Linked DNA regions of Homo sapiens: regions 1, 2, 3 and 4 are each linked to region 5. Evidence: chromatin contacts called from ENCODE Hi-C or POLR2A ChIA-PET data. All regions are on one chromosome and are shown on one strand. The core of a region is the stretch at or near the end of the contact, and the rest is flanking DNA. Distances in the headings are between cores, read along the strand shown. Region 1 holds the start of PRICKLE3 (prickle planar cell polarity protein 3). Region 2 holds the start of GPKOW (G-patch domain and KOW motifs). Region 3 holds the start of MAGIX (MAGI family member, X-linked). Region 4 holds the start of CCDC22 (CCC complex scaffolding subunit CCDC22). Region 5 holds the start of WDR13 (WD repeat domain 13).

What was found. Hi-C counts contacts between places; a loop is a spot of excess contacts on that map. ChIA-PET counts read pairs that join two places held with the same protein, here RNA polymerase II (POLR2A). Pooled maps may share reads with other maps.
Region 1: a pooled map shows a loop between it and region 5 (16-fold over the local background). The contact joins the promoter of PRICKLE3 here to the promoter of WDR13 in region 5. A Hi-C loop is called at or near these places in 8 of 50 pooled maps. POLR2A ChIA-PET finds 5 or more read pairs at or near these places in 2 of 52 experiments (MCF 10A and WTC11).
Region 2: a pooled map shows a loop between it and region 5 (15-fold over the local background). The contact joins the promoter of GPKOW here to the promoter of WDR13 in region 5. A Hi-C loop is called at or near these places in 1 of 37 single-sample maps with no recorded cell type and 8 of 50 pooled maps. POLR2A ChIA-PET finds 5 or more read pairs at or near these places in 1 of 52 experiments (activated T-cell).
Region 3: a pooled map shows a loop between it and region 5 (5-fold over the local background). The contact joins the promoter of MAGIX here to the promoter of WDR13 in region 5. A Hi-C loop is called at or near these places in 1 of 37 single-sample maps with no recorded cell type and 9 of 50 pooled maps. POLR2A ChIA-PET finds 5 or more read pairs at or near these places in 1 of 52 experiments (MCF 10A).
Region 4: a pooled map shows a loop between it and region 5 (11-fold over the local background). The contact joins the promoter of CCDC22 here to the promoter of WDR13 in region 5. A Hi-C loop is called at or near these places in 1 of 37 single-sample maps with no recorded cell type and 6 of 50 pooled maps. POLR2A ChIA-PET finds 5 or more read pairs at or near these places in 1 of 52 experiments (GM10248).

The regions. Positions count from the first base shown.
Region 1 is chrX:49,185,123-49,187,822 of GRCh38, forward strand. It overlaps PRICKLE3 (prickle planar cell polarity protein 3), which reads right to left and starts at 1,251. Exons shown (of 9, transcript NM_006150.5): 1 at 1,134-1,251. The coding sequence starts at 1,175. It overlaps SYP (synaptophysin), which reads right to left. Exons shown (of 7, transcript NM_003179.3): 7 at 2,693-2,700. RefSeq lists a cis regulatory region at 1,010-1,550 and a silencer at 1,244-1,373.
Region 2 is chrX:49,122,311-49,125,010 of GRCh38, forward strand. GPKOW (G-patch domain and KOW motifs) reads right to left here and starts at 1,425. Exons shown (of 11, transcript NM_015698.6): 1 at 1,237-1,425; 2 at 312-466; 3 at 88-212. The coding sequence starts at 1,412. RefSeq lists enhancers at 1,095-1,748, 1,749-2,402.
Region 3 is chrX:49,161,308-49,164,007 of GRCh38, forward strand. It overlaps MAGIX (MAGI family member, X-linked), which reads left to right and starts at 1,451. Exons shown (of 6, transcript NM_024859.4): 1 at 1,451-1,631; 2 at 2,476-2,622. The coding sequence starts at 1,583. RefSeq lists a silencer at 2,430-2,539 and a cis regulatory region at 2,640-2,700.
Region 4 is chrX:49,234,028-49,236,727 of GRCh38, forward strand. CCDC22 (CCC complex scaffolding subunit CCDC22) reads left to right here and starts at 1,443. Exons shown (of 17, transcript NM_014008.5): 1 at 1,443-1,659. The coding sequence starts at 1,610. It also overlaps the pseudogene HSPB1P2.
Region 5 is chrX:48,596,042-48,598,741 of GRCh38, forward strand. It overlaps WDR13 (WD repeat domain 13), which reads left to right and starts at 1,451. Exons shown (of 10, transcript NM_001347217.2): 1 at 1,451-1,573; 2 at 1,917-1,996; 3 at 2,676-2,700. The coding sequence starts at 1,956. RefSeq lists enhancers at 1,757-2,076, 2,097-2,166, 2,187-2,246.

The sequences.
Region 1 (2,700 bases), core at 1-2,500, 590 kb after region 5:
CCATCTACGCCGCCAGCAGCACTCCAGTTCCACAGGGTAGGAGACGAGACCGCATTCTTCCTTGAGATCCCCACGTGAACCCTGCCCCTCTCTTCAGAAGCTCAGGAGCTCCTCCCCTAAACCCTGGCCTCATGCCCTGATACCCAAGGAACTGGGGACCCTCCCCAGGATCTCAGGAGGCCCCTGCTCCATTCAGAAACCCCCATCCCAAGAAACCTTGGCCTTTACCCATCCCATCCTAGGGCTATTTATTCCTTCTCCGGACCATCAAACCCAGACCCCACATTCCCAGGTCAGAGACCCACTCCAAAGGAAGTGAAAGAACCTCCTATCTAAGAAGTCAAAAACTCCCTTGCTCAGGCGGAACCCTGGAAGCCTTGTCCCCCCAAATCCCAGTCTCTTGACTCTCAGCATTTCGGCATCCCAGGAGTGTAGGACTCCATCCCTCCGTGCACATTCCTCCAAGGTACTGTGTCCTTTAGAAGCTGAGGAGGTCGGCCAGGCTCGGTGGCTCACGCCTATAATCCCAGCACTTTGGGAGGCCGAGGTGGGCGGATCACCTGAGGTCAGGAGTTCGAGACCAGCCTGGCCAACATGGTGAAACCTTGTCTCTACTAAAAATACAAAAATTAGGCGGGCGCGGTGGCGGGCGTCTGTAATCCCAGGTACATGGGAGGCTGAAGCAGGAGAATCGCTTGAACCCAGGAGGCGGAGGTTGCAGTGAGCGGAGATAGCGCCACTGCACTCCAGCCTGGGTGACAGAGATTCAGTCTCAAAAAAAAAAAAAAAAAAAAAAAGCAGCAGCTCAGGAGGTTCCTGCTCAACCTAAGGCTTCAAGACCCAGTTCTCTGGCCCTCAGGATTCCCTCCCACAATTCATAAGAGAGGGGTCCCCACCAGGTCCCAGGAGTGCTGATGAAAGTGTGTGGAGAGGTGATTAGGGGGTTTGGGCCACCAGATCTACACCTTCCTCCATCCATTCGCCTCCAGCAGCCCCAGCCCCAGGTCTGGGAATGCAGGGGATGGGATTCCCAGATCCTCTGTGGGGCACCTATTCGCTATGCCTATCCATTGCCCCCTTGCCTGGGCCTCAGTTTACCCCCGACCCCCACCGCTGCCCTGACTCCCGCTCACCGCACGCCCGGAGCGGCGCCTCCGGGACCCACGCGCGAACATGGCGCGCCCGGGCAGGGTCAAGCCGGGCCGGGTCAGGCGAATGTAATCCTTGCGACCGTCAGGCCACCGCGCGTCCGGCCTGGGAACTCGGTTCCGTAAACCTGACACCCTCGTGGGAGGAGCGCGCCCCGCAGGGCCCGCCCCCGGGCATGTGGTCTCTCCGCTGCCAGGGCGCCCCCTGCCTAGAGGTGAACTGCACGTAGCCCGGAGTGCCCCGCGGGAAAGGCCTCTGCCCTCCCGCTCCGGGCCGGTGCGGGGCGTCACAAGGCACGACCCCCAGAATCCCGGCGTGCCACGTGGCCTCTCACGGGACCTGGGGCTTGAAGGTTCTGTAGTGGAGGATGGGGAGACTCAGAGGTGGCCAACTGGACTGAGAGGGGTGGCGCGCTAGGGTGCTTGTGTTGACGTTTTGTGTCGATTTATTTCGGATGCTTATTTGGGAGAGGGGTTAAAGACACCTCTTGGCTCCTCCCCACTGGTGAGGTTCCGAGGGTCTCCCCGATGAATGCTGCAACAATGGGCCCCAACCTCACCCGCAGCCCCAGCTGGTGCTCGCTGGGAACCTGGGAACCTGGCCCTAGCCACCAGAGAGCTAGATCTTATACGCACTCCTCCCTTCTCATTCCCCTCTCAGCGAGGCCAGGTTCCAAAGCCCTCGTCCCCTCTCTCCCCTCATCCTTATAAGCCTAGCTGTCCAGCCCCGTCCCCCCACCCCAAGTCTTGAGAAGTAGATCTTAAAGCCTTCCCTCCCCCACCCACATTTTTCTCTCTCCAGTTATCCCCTTCCCCAGCTCAGTTCCAGGGCGGGGAGCCTCTCCTTCACGCTCTCAGGCTTGGCTGTGCCTCCGGGCTGGGGGGAGGGGGTCCCATGGCCTCAGTCAGAACTCGGCCCGGGTCTCTATGCACGGAGACTGCAGCGGCCAGGCCCTTCATCGCGGGCCCCGGGGACCTCTCCCCGCCCCCCATTACACATGTCCCTGTCACTTCCCGTGGAGTGGAGAGGTAAAAGAGAATAACTAATGAACTAAGGAGTCACCCCGGCGCCCCACCTCCCCTCCTTGCCTAACCTGTCTCCCATTTCTCCAGCCTGGGCGGAGGCAGGGAAAGGAGAGACAGTAGGGTCTGAAGATTAGGGATGGGGTCAGGCAATGTGAGGTTTCCTCCTATTCGGACCCCTTGGGGATTTGAGGAGAGGGTTCCACAGGGGCTCGGAAGAGGCTTGGCTAAGGGACCAGAATTAGAACCAACTCCTAGAAAGACCGGGCATTTGGTGGCCAGTAGTGGGAGGGTGAGCAGGGCTACTCAGAGAGTGACAGAGTGATTGGCAGGAGAGGCTTCCCAGAGGATGCTGCTCTGCCTAACACTTTTGAAGGGGCCTGAAATGGTGCAGCAAGCTGAACTGCGGTCGGTGGGTCCGGGTGGAGCTTGTTCTCACCACCTCTCCCTCCTTTCTCCCCCGGCCAACCTCCTCCCCGGCGCCCGAAAAAGACACACTGAGAAATCAGAGCCGGGTAGACTAGGTGGT
Region 2 (2,700 bases), core at 175-2,674, 530 kb after region 5:
AGACTTTCCCTGCTACGTGCAGGGACACAGCCTGGCGGACAGGGCAAAGAAAGGCTGGGGCAGGAGGGGGACAAGGGGCCAGCTCACTGTCTCTGCCCGGGGTTCGCTGTCTGCCCCTTCCCCGCTGGGGGTGCATCCTTTCTGGATCATGGGGATAGCGAGCGTGGGGTCGACACCCGCATTCTCTCTCTCTTCCAGAGACTTCTTGGATTCTAAAGGAAGAATAGGAGGGAGCAATGAAGTCCCACTCTATCCTTCCACCTTCTTCCTCTTCTTCCTTCAATGGGGAAGGGTAAAGGGGTATCACTCACCCGCAATGAGCTCCTTCACAGCCTGGGACACCACCCCATCCGCCAAGGCCCCAGTATCTGTGGATGGCCCAGGGGGCCGGGCTGGTGGCTGCCTGCGATGGCCATTCTGGATCAAAGGGATGACGAGTTCCTTGGGGGCCTCCTGGGGCTTCACACTGATGTGGACACAGAGGGGTGGGGTTGGGAGAATGGCAGGGTCAGTGGGTCACACTCCTTCATTCAGAGAAAACACAAGAGCCAAACTCACCCCAGCCCCACAGACCATGTCTTCCCTACTCCATGTCTGGATCTCCTGTTCCTCTCTGATCGTGCATTCTCTGGATTATCTCCCCAGTGCCCCCAACTCATAAATGTCAGTGCCTTCGAGAAATAAGTCCTGCACTCTCTGTTTAACTCAATACCGGCTTCTACAATGGCCCACAAATCACTATCTTCAGCCCAGACCTTCCCCAGCTCCAGGTTCCCAAACAGCTTCCTAGATGCCTGATTCTCTTCTGGAAATCCCTCCCTCAGACCCCTCAGACACTCCTCTCCTCATTAAGCTGATGGTGGCCTCCATCAACCTGAATCTGCCGCTCCATCCCGTTCCCCATATCGGGGACGCCTCAGCCCTTCAGTTGAGACACTAGCAGGTCCTGTCATTTTCTCATTCTTTCCTTCTCCCAGAACGCACAGACCTTAGTGTCTTCAAGTCCTAAAGACACTTCTTCTCAGTAATACATCCTCTCTTCGCAATTCCCACAGCTATCAGGCCCAATTTCCTCACCCCCTCCTATAAACTCCCGCCTTCTGGCCTCCACGAATTTACTCAGGCTGTGCTTCAGGCTTAACAGGTCACTGTCACCAAGACAAACAACTGAGATTCCTCCCTCCCGCTTACGCCCACCGCAGAGATTTCCAAGGGGTGAAAGACCCGGCGCGTCACCTCTGCAGCTCCCTCCCTTCCACGGTTTTCAAGAAATCCTTCTCCTCCGGAGATGGCCCCGCGCCGTCTCCCGAGTCGGCCAGCCGCCTCCGTGCGGACGTGCGAGTGAAGCCGAATGAAATTGGGGCAGTGGAAGCAGCCGTCAGCGGCAAAACACCCTCTTTGGAGTCAGCCATCTTGCTCCTTTTCCCAGGCCGGCGCGCTGCTTGCTGGGAAATTTAGTTTGGGTTCAGATCGCTAGGGGCCGGCCAAAGTGCGTAAAAACTACCTTCCCATCAACCACTGTGGCACCGGCGGGAGGGGGCGGTAAGGGGCCGTGGGAAGTAATTGTCGCTCTTTCAAACGTGGTGGGAGCGCGTCGCGCCAAGCGCCCAGGGAAATGTAGTTTTTTTTTTGTTTGTTTTGTTTTGTTTTTTAAGATGGAGTCTCGCTCTGTTTCACAGGCTGGAGTGCAGTGGCGTGATCTCGGCTCACTGCAACCTCCGCCTCCCAGGTTCAAGCGATTCTCCTGCCTCAGCCTCCCGAGTAGCTGAGACTAAAGGCATGCGCCACCACGCCTGGCTAATTTTTGTATTTTTAGTAGAGACGGGGTTTCACCGTGTTAGCCAGGATGGTCTCGATTTCCTGACCTCGTGATTCTCCTGCCTCGGCCTCCCACAGTGCTGGGATTACAGGTGTGAGCCACCACGCCTGGCTGGAAATGTAGTTTTTAGCGGGGTAGGCATGGTGGAAGGTGGATTCATTCTTGCCAGACATTAATCTTCCTTCGTGTAGGCGTTTGACAAGTATTTATGGAGCGCCTAATGTGTGCCCTACTTATGTGGGAAGTGTTGATGAAGTAAATCATTTAGAAATAATCAGCTGGGTGTGGTGGCGCGCACCTGTAGTTCCATTTACTCCGCAGGCTGAGGCAGGAGGATGGCCTGAGGCCTGGGAATTCGAGGCTGCACTTAGCTCTTATCGCACCACTGCATTCCAGCCTGGGTGACAGAGCGAGACCCCATCTCTAAAAAAGAAAAAGGTCGGGGGTGGGGGGGATGGAGCGTCAGTTGTGTACAATAATAAATAATAGACATAAAATAAATAATAGACATAAAAAACCCCGTCTCTACTGAAAATACAAAAATTAGAGGGGTGTGGTGGCTCATGCCTGTAATCCCAGCATTTTGGGAGGCCGAGGCTGGTGGATCACCTGAGGTCAGGACTTTGAGACCAGCCTGACTCATATGGTGAAACCCTGTCTCTACTAAAAATACAAAAATTAGCCGGGCGTGGTGGTGGCGCCTGTATCCCCAGCTACTTGGGAGGCTGAGACAGGAGGATTGCTTGAATCCGGGAGACAGAGTTTGCAGTGAGCCGAGATCCTGCCACTGCACTCCAGCCTGGGCGACAGAGCGAGACTCCGTCTTAAAAAAGAAAAAAGAAAGAAAGAAAGAAATAGTGCCTATTGGCCAGGCTCATACC
Region 3 (2,700 bases), core at 201-2,700, 570 kb after region 5:
GACATTTGGGTTATTTCCAGTTTTTGGATATTAACAAATATTATGGACTGAATTGTGTCCACCCATAAATATATATATATATATATATTTGTTGTTGTTGTTGTTGTTGTTTTGTTTTTTTGAGAGAAGTCTCGCTCTTATCCCCCAGGTTTGAGTGCAATGGCTCGATCTCCACTCACTGCAACCTCTGCCTCCCGGGCTCAAATGATTCTCCTGCCTCTGCCTCCCAAGTAGCTGGGATTAAGTCACCTGACACCACGCCTGGCTAATTTTTGTATATTTTAGTAGAGATGGGGTTTCACCATGTTCGCCAGGCTGGTCTTGAACTCCTGAACTCAGGTGATCCACCCGCCTTGGCCTCCCAAGGTGCTGGGATTACAGGCGTGAGCCACTGTGCCCAGCCATAAATATATATGTTAAAGCTCTAACCTCCAATGTGACTGTATCTGAAGATAGCTTCTTTAGGAGGCAACTAAGGTAAAATGAGGTCACTAAGGTGGAGCCCTAACCAGATAGGACTGTGACCTTATAAGAAACAGAAGAGAGAGATCTCTCCCTCTCTCTGTGTGTGCCTCTCTCACGCCTTTACTCTCCTTCACTCTCTTAATTCCATGTGAGGACACAGCAAGAAGGCAAGCATCTGCAACCCAAAAGGAGAGACCTCACCAGGAACCAAATTGGCTACCACCTTGATCGTGGACTTTCCGGCTTCCAGAACTGTGAGAAACTTATGTTGTTTAAACCACCCAGTCTACGATATTTTGTTACAGTAGTTCTAAATGAATAAGACAGGAAATAAAGCTGCTATGAATATTTGTAAGACAAGGCTGTGTAAATGTATGCTTTCTTTTAGATAAATACGCAGGAGTGGAATGGCTGGCTCATATGTGTACGCTTAGTTTTTAAAGACACTACCAAACTGTTTTCTAAAGTTGCAGGCCGGGCACGAGTGGCTCACGCCTGTAATCCCAGCACTTTGGGAGGCTGAGGCGGGCCTCGCCTGTAATCCCAGCACTTTAGGGAGTTCGAGACCAGCCTGACCAACATGGAGAAACCCCGTCTCTACTAAAAATACAAAATTAGGGGGGCGTGGTGGTGCATGCCTGTAATCCCAGCTACTCAGGAGGCTGAGTCAGGAGAATCACTTGAACCCGGGAGGCAGAGGTTGTAGTGAGCCGAGATCGTGCCATTGCACTTCAGCCTGGGCAACAAGAGCGAAACCCTGTCTCTAAATAAATAAATAAAGTTGCAATATCATTTTACATTTCCACCGGAGGTATAGGAGTTCCATTTCCTCCATATCTTCAGCAACAGTTGGTATTGTCAGGCTTTTAAATTCTAACTAGGACCTTTAGTTAACAGAGTGCGGCGCCTGCAGCAGAGTGAGGCCAAGCACTCCTCCTGGCTCCTACAGCCAGGCCTCCTTGCTGGCCGCCAGGTAGGTCACCGCGCGGGTCCGGGAGCCAGGCACGGGACCCGCCAGCTTCAGCCTCCAGGGCCTGGGCGGGCCGCCAGGTGAGCGCGCCCCAGAGCTCAAAATTCGTAGCTGGCAGCCCTGCGTCCACCCGGCGGACTACTGGCCATGGAGCCGCGCACAGGGGACGCCGCGGACCCTAGGGGGAGCAGAGGAGGTACAGGGATTGGGGTCGTTGGGGAAGGACAGGGCGAGTCGCCGCCATCCCCGTCCCGCCTGTCTGCTCCACACCTTTTCCTTCTGACAGGTGGTAAACAGAGCGGCTCTGGCGCCCAAGTGAAGGTGGCAGGGGGCAGGGGCCCAGCGATGGAGGCTGGGCTGGAGGTCCCCTACCCACACCCACACACGAGGGAAAGGGCCGCGCACCAGAGCAGGGGAGGGGCTCTCAGGAGTCTCCAGGGAGACGTGCAGATGTGCGGGGAGGGGTCTGCCCGTGGTCACTGGGGACACCTGGGCACTCAGGGTCTTAGTGAACTGGGGGGAGGGGAGCTGGGGGCCCCTGGGGACCTGTGGAGGGGGACTCTGGAGGTATGTGGGCCATGGGGGGAACGGGCCCTCTGAGGGAATTCATGGGGGTAGCAGCGGTTGCCTAGGATACTTAGACGGGGAATTGGGGGTTCCGGGGCTATGGGGTCAGGCCGTGTTCTCCCAGGATATCTGGGGAAATGGGGTCCCCTGAGATATCGCGGGCGAAGAGTTGGGCATCCAGGGTGATTAGGGGGCAGTCGAGGACCTCACGGGGTGTTCGGAGGTGTCTAGGACTATTGCAGTCAAACAGCGATCTCCAGGGACACCGTGGGAGCAAGCGGGGGTGCACCGGCTACCCGCGACGGTCGGGGATCGCGTGAGGGGAGGGACAGCAGTGACCTCCGAAACTATCGAGGGAGTGGCCAGGGGTCGCCGGGTATCCTGAGGGGCATTTCTAGGTCTTCGAGCGTCCGGAAGCATAGGGGTTGGCCGAGGCCGAGGGTCGGCGTTGACCTGTCCCCTCTTGCGCGCAGGCCGCGGCCCCTCCCCGCTCGCGGGCCCTAGCGCCCGGCAGCTCCTGGCGCGGTTGGACGCGCGCCCCCTGGCGGCGCGAGCTGCGGTCGACGTGGCAGCGCTGGTACGCAGGGCGGGCGCCACATTGCGCCTGCGCCGGAAGGAGGGTGAGTGACTGGCGCAGGGCCTCCGCTGGGGGAGGGTTCGGAGAGGAGTTGGGTTCAGTGGGACAGGCCTGGGGGGTC
Region 4 (2,700 bases), core at 193-2,692, 640 kb after region 5:
CACGGTCAGTGTGCCCTCAGGGGACAGGGAGGAGGAGACCTTGGTGGGGTCCACACCGGGGGGCAGCGTGTATTTCCGGGTGAAGCATCGGGAGATGTAGCCATGCTCGTCCTGCCGCTCCTCGTGCTTGCTGGTGATCTCCACCATGCCATCCTTGGTCTTGACCGTCAGCTCGTCGGAGGCGAAGTAGTTGATGTCCAGGGATACGCGCCAGCGGTCCGCTGTGGGCCGATTCTCCGAGACCCCGCCGCTGAGCTGCCGGCTGAGCGCGTAGCTGTAGGCGGGCGCGGCCACCGCGGGGCTCTCGACCGCGGCGGGGGCAGGGGACGCACGTAGCGGGGCCAGCAGCTGGTGCCCAACCACTGCGACCAGCCCGAAGGCCTGGTCAAAGAGGCGACTGTGCGGGTACCAGTCGCGGAAGGGGTCCCAGCTGGGGTCCCGCAGGAGCGAGAAGGGGACGCGGCGCTCGGTCATGCTGGCTGGCTCTGCTGGGGACGTCTGCTTGGACAAGTGTCAATTTTTTTTTTTTTTTTAAGAGATGGTGTATTGCTGTATTGCCCATGCCGGTCTCAAACTCCTGACCTCAAGCGATCCTCCCGCCTTGGCCTCCAAAACTGCTGGGATTGCAGGTGCGCGTCGGCTGTTCAAGAAATGGTTACATAGATTTCTTTTGCTTTATTTATTTATTTAGAGACGGAGTCTCGCTCTGTTGCCCAGGCTGGAGTGTAATGGCGCAATCTCAGCTCACTGCCACCTTCGCTTCCCCAGTTCAAGTGATTCTCCTGCCTAAGCCTCCCGAGTAGCTGGGACTACAGGCATGTGCCACCATGCCTGGCTAATTTTTCTCATTTTAGTAGAGAGGGGGTTTCACCATGTTGGCCAGGCTGGTCTCGAACTCCTGACCTCAGGTGATCCACCCGACTCGGCCTCCCAAAGTGCTGGGATTACAGGCGTGAGCCACTGCACCCAGCCGGTTACATAGATATTTGCTGTGTAATTATTCTTTGGAGTGTACAAATGTGTATCATATTAAAGCATTTATTGAATGCATGGACACTAGTAACTATAACTTACATAGTGCTTTCTTATCTTATGTGTCAGGCACATAGTACAACGTGCTTTATATAAATTAATTCTGTTTTAATCCTAAAAAGCAGGTACTGTCAATAGTCCCATTTTACAGATGAGGAGACTAAGACACAGGGAAGTAGTCGCTTTGTGTTAAAATTCTGCCCTTAATGTGTACACTTTTATAGCCTAGAAGATGAATGCCGCCTTAAACGAATGAGTCAGGAAGCCCCTTTCTGTCCGGCCCCTCCACTCCCCACCACACGGGTTGTTCCTTTTTCCCTTGGAAGAGCCCACTGGACTGCAGGTGGAAGAACTACAGTTCCCAGCAGCTATTGCAAGCTCAACCTCCGTGCACACTCACCCCAGGCCTCACATCCGGCATGCGCCGTGCTCGCTCACAGAACTACACTTTCCAACTCTCCCCACACGACCCGTGACACTCTGTGGACCGCGAGCACGGAGCAGGGTTTCTACAGCTGCTCCCCACTTTCTCGGACCCGGTCCTGGACCCAGCCCCCGACTCCGACACGGCTCCACCATGGAGGAGGCGGACCGAATCCTCATCCATTCGCTGCGCCAGGCCGGCACGTAAGGACAGAGCCCCCGCCCACCCCCGAAGCCCACATCCGGGACTCTAAAGCCCAGGACCCCGTTTCCCGGGAACCTTAAAACCCGGGATCCTGACATTCAGGGCTCCAACTCCAGGATCCTAAGACCCTCACCCCCTTACACACACACACACACACACACACACACACACACACACGCACACACACACCGCCCTCCCTGACACCGACATCAGAGGCCTCCCAAATCCTTTAACCATGATATTTGGTACACCCAAAGCTCTGGGACCCAGACACCTTGAGACGTTACAACCTTGAAACCTCAAGACCCGGAACCCTGTAATCTGGGGAATCTTAACATCAGTTCCCTGAGACCCTGTTATCTGGAGACCCTAAGACACCTGTGCCCTAAGAACCAGGGAGCGTAAAACCCCAGGACCCTGGCACTCGGGGACTCCAAAAAATCCCTGGACCAGATACTTGGGATCCTTCAAACTCCAGTTCCCCAAACACCTGGGGCTTAAAAAAACCCAGGATTCTTTTTTTTTTTTTTCCTTTTCCGAGATGGAGTCTCGCTCTGTCGCCTAGGCTGGAGTGCAGTGGGGTGATCTCAGCTCACTGCAGCCTCCGCCTCCCAGGTTCAAGTGATTCTCCTGCCTCAGCCTCCCAAGTAGCTGGTATTACAGCCGTGCGCCACCTTGCCCGGCTAATTTTTGTATTTTTAGCAGAGACAGGGTTTCACCATGTTGGTCAGGCTGGTCTCCAACTCCTGACCTCAAGTGATCTGCCCGCCTCCGCCTCCCAAAGTGCTGGGATTACAGGTGTGAGCCACCACGCCCAGCCAAAAAAACCCAGAATTCTAAAATCTGACATCAGCATTTGGTCACCCTGACGCACGAAGACTCCTCCGTTCAGAGGCCCTAAAAACCCAGGATGCCAACATCTAGGGAGTCTGATTTTTGTATTGCTTGAAACTAGGTGGTCTTGATATTCAGGGATCTTGATACCCAGGGACCCTGACATTTGGAACTTCTGAAAACAGCAGCCTCCTAAAATCTAGTCT
Region 5 (2,700 bases), core at 201-2,700:
ACTCTTTATCAATCATGTTACAAAAGAGTATTTAATATGAAAAGACACTGATAAGCTTGTTACAGGGACAAGGGAGATGCTGAGTCAACACAATACAGTGTGATCTTTCGGTGACTTTAAAACATTGTTGAATTGATTGTATTTGTTATAAAAATAATGTGGAAAATAACAGCTTTGAATTTTATGTCAGTTGATGTTAAGATCCAACAGGAAGTTTACCCTGATAACGTTAAGATGAACAGTTTGAAAGCAGCTTCCTGCTGGAAGTTGAAATAGAGATGATTCAGATAGCCTCTTTGGATCCAAACCCCAAAGCTTCTTTTGCCTAATTCTATCTTCTGTCTTTAGAAACTCAAGCCTCGACTGGGCTCGGTGGCTCACGCCTGTAATCCCAGCACTTTGGGAGGCCGAGGCGGGCGGATCATGAGGTCAGGAGATTGAGACCATCTTGGTTAACACGGTGAAACCCCCTCTCTACTAAAAACACAAAAATTTAGCCAGGCGTGGTGTCGGACGCCTGTAGTCCCAGCTACTTGGGAGGCTGAGGCAGGAGAATGGCGTGAACCCAGGAGGCGGAGCTTGCAATGAGCCGAGATCGCGCCACTGGACTCCAGCCTGGGCGACAGAGCGAGACTCCCGTCTCAAAAAGAAAAAAAAAAAAAAAAAAGAAAGAAACTCAAGCCTCAAGCTGTCTGGGGGCATCCAAGTCCAACCATCCCAGTCACACACACACAACCGACCTTACTCATCCCAGGGGTGTGCAGAGGCCCACTGCAAGAACTGGTGAACTTTCAAGGCGTCTTTGCATATATGATGATTTTTTATTCTATTATTCAAGTTTTGCTTGGACAAGATTGTGCTGCTAAAAAGTGGCCTACACCACTTTTTTTGTTTTTGTTTTTGAGACAGGGTTTCACTCCCGTCGCCCAGGCTAGAGTGCAGTGGCGCGATCTCAGCTCACTACAACCTCCGCGTCCTGGGCTCAAGCAATCCTCCTGCCACAACCTCCCGAGTAGCTGGGACTACAAGCGCCCGCCACCATACCCGGCTAATTTTTGTATTTTTAGTAGAGACGGGGTTTCACCATGTTGGCCAGGCTGGTCTTGAACTCCTGGCCTCAAGTGATCCACCTGCCTCGGCCTCCCTAAGTGCTGGGATTACAGGCGTGAGCCACCGCGCCCGGCCCTACACCACTTTTTAAAAGTCGTGTTTCTTCTCTTTTTTATAATGTTGTACTTCTGATTTCTAGGGAATGATTAGCAAACTCACCCCTGACGCTATGTCCCTTGGACATTATCCTTGTATACACAAAAAGTGCAATTAACGAGTGGGTAGAAGTCAAGGGGTGGAGCCTCCGTCCTTGGGCTTGAAGCCAATGTCCCTCAATGCGCCTGCGAGACTCCCACGCCCTGGGAAGGATGCCTATCGATTCGCTCTGGGCTCGGCAGTTCTTTCTGATAGCAGGCAGCCATCTTGCCTGGAGCCTGAGAAAGGGAGGAGAGACAGAAGGAACCGGCGACAGTGGTCTCAGGGCCGCTCCGGGGGGCCTCAAGAACCGGAGGCAGCCCCGGAGGTGGTCCCCGATCCCGGGCTATGCTCTTGGATCTGAGAAGGGAAGGCGGAGGGCGGCGGGGACAAGATGGGTGGAGAATGTCAAGCAAGGAATGCTAGGCGGGGGAGGGGCGTTGCTATGGCGACTGGGGAGGGGCGGTGTCTGTTCTGAATCGCTGTGTGTCACCCGGGCGCTGCCCAGGAAGGGCAGGGCTGGGGTGATGACCATGGTAACACCCGGGGGGGAGTTCGTGACATCTCCGGCGCGGAGGGACTCGATGTCTATGGCAATGGTCGCCTGGTGGAAGGGACGGAACTAGATCCCTTCGCTCGGGACGCTCACATTCCAGGCCCTTGTCCTGCAGGCTGCCGCGGGCGGACACGCCAGAGGAGGAGGCCGGGGAATGGCCGCGGTGTGGCAGCAAGTCTTAGCAGTGGACGCGAGGTGAGGCGTGGGGTCAAAGCCCATGGGAGCAGAACTTACTGTGGTGCATGCGCAATGGCGATAAGTGAGGCTGGGCGGAGAACTTGCCTTATGCGGCTGCGTGGGCATGCCGGAGGTGAGCATGCGCAGTAGCGGGGGCGGGCACGCCCGCGGTGAGTTGGCTGCGCCGGAGAGGATTCTAAACAGCAAGCTGGGAAAATGTGGTCAGATGTGGGCATGCGCAAAGCGGCTACCTGTGAGAGGGAGGTGGGGCTCAGGCAGGTGACATCCTATCCCCTATGGGTGTCCCCTAGACTTTTTTTTTTTTACATCATCACTTCCCCATTCTGACCCCATCACCTCCCAACGCTGACCCCCATAATGTCAGTCTGATTTCTGTCGCCCTGGTATACTGACCCTAATTATTGTCTGCGCTGACCCAGTCACCCCGTAGGGACCCCAGCACGGCAGCAGACTGACTCTGTTGTCTGCAAACTGACCTCATGACCATGCTCATTATTACTGCAGACTCACTCCCACCACAGGACCAAGAGGTCCCTCATCACCACTGCTAGTCATTCTTACCACCTAGGCCCCAGTCACTGCCACACACCTCACTCTCCTGCCGTACCCCCCCCCCCGAGCTGATTGATTCCCTCTGTCCTGTGCCTGCTGCCTGCCCTGCATCCTGACCCTGCAGGTACAACGCGTACCGCACACCAACG